Regions from separate parts of the Homo sapiens genome. Here region 2 is linked to region 1. Evidence: chromatin loops called from intact Hi-C (ENCODE). Cell type or tissue: pancreas. All regions are shown on one strand. Each heading gives the region's core, and the rest is flanking DNA. Links, peaks and the distances in the headings are about the cores only.

Region 1 (2,816 bases), core at 33-2,532:
GCTGGAGGATTTTAAGGAAGGATTTCCTAAATCTCACTCTGGAGGGGAATCTGGAGAGAGAAAAGGTTTAACATAGGAAAACCAGGCAGGGGACAGAACTAGCTGTGTGGTCTTAGACAAATCATGTAGCCTCTGTGAGCTCCAGTTGCCTCATCCGAAAATAGGGGTAATATTTCCTACCTTAGAGAGTGCTGTTATGATTATTGAGATAAAGTATTACAGATGTTAAATGTTTAATAAATGTTAACATTTATTATTTTTCTACATTCCTCGTTCTCCCTTACTTTTCATGTCTATTTTGACACAAAATCCTGCTCATCCTCCCTCCTAAACACCCCTCAGATCTGTTTTCTTTTCTGCAACATCCTTCTTTATTTAACTCTCATAAATTCTAACTTGGTTGCCTAGTTGGGTCTCTGCCTGCAGTCCATCCCTCCTCTAATTACAACTTGGCTACCAAAGTAATTAAACAGAAACCAGAATATTTCATCTGCCTGTAGAAAATTCTCCTGATTTTTTATCCGTTTAAGAACCACGACCAAAGCCTTAAATTAAATATGGGTATAAGATTCTTAATGATCTTCCCCCATATCTATATGTCATTCCTCCTCCTCACCATCCTCCCAGCCCACCCCTATAGTGTTCCATATTTCCTAGATGTTTTGGACCGCATGGAGATCCCTTGACACCCCAGGCTCTCTCACACACCCCACATCCTTACTCACACATTTGCTCCTGCCCCAGATACCTTCCCTCATGTGTGCCTCACAAACAAAATCCCTGTTCATGCTTTGAGACCCTGTTTCAATGTCACCTCTTCCTCCTCACACTTTCACAACCTCCTTAAACTGTATATTCAGACCTTCCCTGGGCCTCCAAAGCATTGTGCATATCCTTGTTCTTCAATCCTTATCACATTTATTGTAATTATTTTATTTATATTAATTTTCACCTCTGACACCATGAGCTTCTAAAAATAGTGACCTTGCTTAATCACCCTTGTATCCTCAGCACCTAACTCAAATTCTATCATATATTGGATGTACACTTGCTGGAAAAAAAAACGTATGAATGAATCCAACATAAAAAGTCACAGTGCATTTGGAACTAGTTGGTCTGTGATAACAGGATTTGGCCTCTAGGTGGCTGTGCTTAGGGGATCTAAGCTGTCAAGCCTGATTCTCCCCTGACTCCAGGGAATCTGGTCAGAAGGGCAACTAATTTCCTCTCTCACTTCTCACCTGCTTGCACTTGGGACCCACCTTGGGACCTAAGCCAGCTGCCCCCTCCACATGTGAGGTTGCAGTGCCATCTACTGGTATCTAGAAGACCTGCAGGTCAGGCCGAAGGAGGAAGAGGGAGGAAGAATTAAGGACCACTGTGGTTTAACCCTGCCGTGAAATCTCAGCTACCAGATCCCACATTGGGCAGTTTGTCCCACCTATGTGAGCCCATGCTTGCTAGGGAAAGCCCCTCATTTATACTTCCCGTTGACCGAATACCCTCAGTCATGTCTCAGTGTCCAGAGCCCTTTCTTCAACCCTCTGAGAGCCAGGGACCCCACCCTCAGTTTCATCAGGAGCTGGTCACCCTAAGTCAGTGACACAAGCATCCTCCTTGTCCCTCTCAGTAATAGAGCCTCTCACTCAGAAACCTCTGATCACCTGTAAGAATTTGTGACAGGACCCTCTCCTTCAGGCTTTGGTGACCAGATGTCTCCACCCAGGCCCTTAGTAAGTAGGGCCCTTGACTCAGACCCCTCAGTGATCAGGGATTTTTCCACAGGTCCCCAATGACCAGAGCATCATGTTTAGGCTCGTCATGGACCAGAGCCTACCCTCACCCCAGTTTTCAGTAACTAAGGACCTTCTCTGAGACACCTCAACAACAGTGCCTCAGCTCAGCCCCCTCAGTGACCACAGTCTCCTTCACAGGCCTCCCAGGGACCCTCACTCAGGCCCCTCAGTAACCAGGGTCCTCACTGAGCCCATCAATGATTGGGGTCCTCACTCTGCTTCTCCGTGAGCTGAGGACTCAGATTTCTCTAGTTTTCATTCAAGTTTCATTGACAGGAACCCTCCCTCAGACCCCTCATCAGGGATGGATTCTTCAATAAGCTGATAAGAAAGAGCTATGGCATTATGAAAGCAGAAACCACAAAACAGGAAAACAAATTTTTAAAGAATTCAATATTTGCAAAAGGCCATCAGTATGACCATCGTGGGATACATTTTATTAACTTTCTTTGTATTTATTTTATGGCCTATACCATTTTGTTTTGAATAACATGTAGAAACCAAACATAATCTTTAATGTGTTTAGACCTTTAACAGTCTTGATCAGCCCCATTCCTCAGGGACCCTGACCATCACTAAGAGCTGCATGACCAAAGGTCTTTAATTAAGGCCTAGTGAGCATAACAAGAACTGGGCAGGTCCCCTCAGGCCACCCAACTGTCTTCCGCTTCCCTCTCTCTGCTCCCCTGAGAAGCCTCTTATCTCCAGGGCTCTGCCTTCTGCTCCATCCCTGTGCCCTTTGTCCAGAGAGGGGCCACAGCTGCGCCCAGGTCTCATGAGGAGGAGTGGGCCCTGCTGGGCTAATTGGTGCAATCCCAGGGTTGTCCCCCAAAAGGCCGGCTTTGGCCACTCCAGCCCCAGCCCACATACATCAGGGATGATTAGCAATAACCCTCCAAAATGTTTCTGCCACACACTAATCCACATGAACAGTGTAACGTAAACAAACCAGCTTCCACTTTTACCCCAAATCCTCTGGGAACTTAGTACAGGGTCTAAAGTAAATACAAATTACAGGAA
Region 2 (2,816 bases), core at 191-2,690, 360 kb before region 1:
GAGTACTAGCTCTGGCAAGACTTGAGTAAAGGTAGCAAATCAGCTGTATCTACATACGCAATACATATGGTGAGGATGCCACCTAGGACCATGCCAAATGGCCCTGTGAATGCCTCAGGCTGACCATGAAGGGTTAAAGACATTGGTAGGTGTCCACAGGCTCACAGGTTAGCTCTCAGCCCTCCCCTAATCATTTTCCATCTATATTCTTTTCTCTCCCTTTCCCCCACTGTCATAGAGTCCAGGCCACTGTTAACAAGGAGATTAAAGAGAGAGGGACAGGTCACATTTCATAGAAGAGCCTCCATGTCCACTAGCATCTAAATGGTAGAAGCCAGGAGGAGAAAGTTTGTTTGAGGAGTCAGGCCAGGAGAGAACAACTATTCTAACTCAGAGAAATAAGCTTAAGACTACTAAGAAGTGTCAGACCAGAGGTATTGGGAGAGCCACACTACACAAGCTGAGAAATAACCCCTGTCACAAGGGCTCTGAGAAGGGCAGAATTCAGCTGGCCATAGTCTTCCCCCAACTGTAAACCCAGAAACTGACCTCATTTTCCACTGCTGAATTCCTGTGCACCAACTTGTCACTGTTTCTGTCATCTTCATCTGAAAGGAAAGTTTATCCTTGATACTTTCCCAGGGCAGTGGTGGTGACTGTGAGCACCACTGGGCAAGCAGGATATTATTACCAATTGGCAGGTCCCAGAGGACTCATAGACAACCTGCACAAAGCCTAAGTTAGCCCCCAGATTGGCTGGAAAGGCACAGAGCTAAGGATACAGCCCACAGGGGTAGGTGATTGGACAGAGAGGCCAAGCAGGGAGTGGCTCCTGCACCTAACCACGTGGACCGTGTCTGTCCAATGTTGGTCATTACCTGTAAGCCTGTATGTCCTGACAGTGTGCTAGGAAACCTCATGCAGTGAGCTGGGAAATTTCACATTGCTCTGTGAGCTCAGACTTCTCATTCTCACGGAACAATCTTGGACCCCAGTAAATTATTTAGTGGATGCTGTTGTTCAATGTGCTCATTCTTTCAGATGCTAGGAGTGTCGCCTGCTGGAAGTTCATAACTAAGTCACTCCCCTTTGGCCAAAGAGAGAGCCCTCACCATAGTTTACTTTTCCTTCTCCAACGCAGTTCACACCCAATGACTGCTGATATAAGAATACAAAATCTTGGCTCCCTTTCTTCAATCTTAAACAACACTGAAGAGTCATCCTAGCTTGAGAGGTCCCACTGGGTTAGCTGAGTCATCTGAGAAAACTAGATCATAGTTTAATTTCTTCTTCTGCTTCATTTTGCTCCTCTCACTCCCTGACAATCATTGTTCTCCTGTATGTTTCTCAATAAACTTCCGGCATGCAAATCTCTGCTTCAGAGTGTGTTTCTGAAAAAAGACAAATGCTGCCTGCCTCAGGTGAGTTGAGCATTTTGCCTCTCCTCTGTAGGATTGTGACAAACCCAAGGGCCTCAACCCCCTTGCCATGGTGCATGTAGGACAAATAGGGCTTCTCCAACAGTCCATCCCAGCAAGTTCCCAATGAGATGGGCTGAGGCCTTCTCTATCTTATTTTTCCATCACCAAGCAGATCTTTTCCTTGGTCCCATCTGTTACCCAGTAACAAGCTTCCCACTGAAATAACAGAGCTTCTCCACTAGGTGGAGCGAAGCTTCCCACTCCACCTAGTAGCCACAATCTCCTTGGGAATAAATAAGCAGATGGTAGATTGGTAGATTAGGTATCTACCAATTCCAGGTAGTCTATTAGATGTTCATAAATATCTATATGATAAAAAGGTTTTCACTAGTCATGGGATGACATATATTAAGTACATAGGACCTTCCCAGTCTGGGAAGTTCGGGAAAGCCCTCCCTATTCAAGTTAGTGCCCATAAGAATTGGTTAAAAGTGAAGGGAGGTGTGGGGATAGGATGAGGATACAAACCTGTGAAGCAGGAGGAAAGGGACCTTGGTATTTTCAAAGACCTAAAAGGATTGTTAAAATTTGCGATTTTAGTACTCAGGAACTGAGCCTAGAGTTTAAGCAGGAACTGGAGCATGCTGGGTCTTTTAGGCCATGTCAAAAGGCCGTGGAGCACCATGAAGAATTTTAAGCAGAGGATTGAGACATGATCAAAATCTCATTAGCAAAATATCCTATGAGAATGGATGAGAAGAAGTCAAGCATAGATGGTGGGAGGCCTGTTAAAAAGCAAATACAGCCATCTCTAGAAAGATGATACTCTTTCTTTAACACTCTGAGGAAGTCCACCCTCACCCATTTTTTTCATCAACAATGGCAGTTTTCCTAATGAGTGTTGGACCCTCCTAGACTCAGTTTTCCTCTCTTTTCTGAGAATGTAAAAACCTGTTTCTCAAAGGTGAGAATTAAATGTAAATATAAGAATGTATATAGGTTGGAAGATACAAATTGGCCCTTCCATTTTGCCTAATATAACTTTCCCTATACTCTATAGCAGCCCTATAATGACTATAAGAGAAATATTAATATAATGCAAACCACATGTCATTTTAAATTTTTAGTAGCCATCTTTAAAAAGTAAAAGAAAACATGTAAAAATGAATTTAATATGTTATTTTACTCAGCATATCTAAAGTATTATCACTTTAACATGTAACCAACATTTTTTTTAACTTCTGAACTTTTTATTGGCCTCCTGCTCCCTAAAGGGTACTCTGCCTCTGCTGGCTTAATGTCTCAGAACTTTGGTGTCATTGGTCTCAGACACCACTTTGCTGTCCACTCTGTGGCGGGTGGTAGTCTTTTGAATGGTTCGCATGGAGTTGGGGG

The links. A loop is a pair of places that touch in the nucleus more often than their neighbours do. Peaks named below come from ENCODE experiments on the same cell type or tissue, not always from the same donor. Only the 100,000 strongest peaks of a DNase experiment are listed, where the experiment ranks them.
Region 2: it touches region 1 in a loop (2.9-fold over the local background); 10 of 110 quality-filtered maps call a loop at or near these places.

What each region holds. Positions count from the first base shown.
Region 1 is chr11:6,352,316-6,355,131 of GRCh38, forward strand. No RefSeq gene overlaps it. Among named protein-coding and RNA genes, the nearest start is that of CAVIN3, 33 kb to the left of the region's middle. In pancreas, for the core only: a CTCF peak has its summit at 1,291 (motif pointing left); a DNase peak (open chromatin) is centred at 1,286; H3K27ac peaks cover 272 bases.
Region 2 is chr11:5,991,159-5,993,974 of GRCh38, forward strand. It overlaps a transcript of OR56A3 not described here and the pseudogene KRT18P58. Among named protein-coding and RNA genes, the nearest start is that of OR52L1, 5.6 kb to the left of the region's middle. In pancreas, for the core only: a CTCF peak has its summit at 1,676 (motif pointing right); no DNase peak of the experiment used is centred there.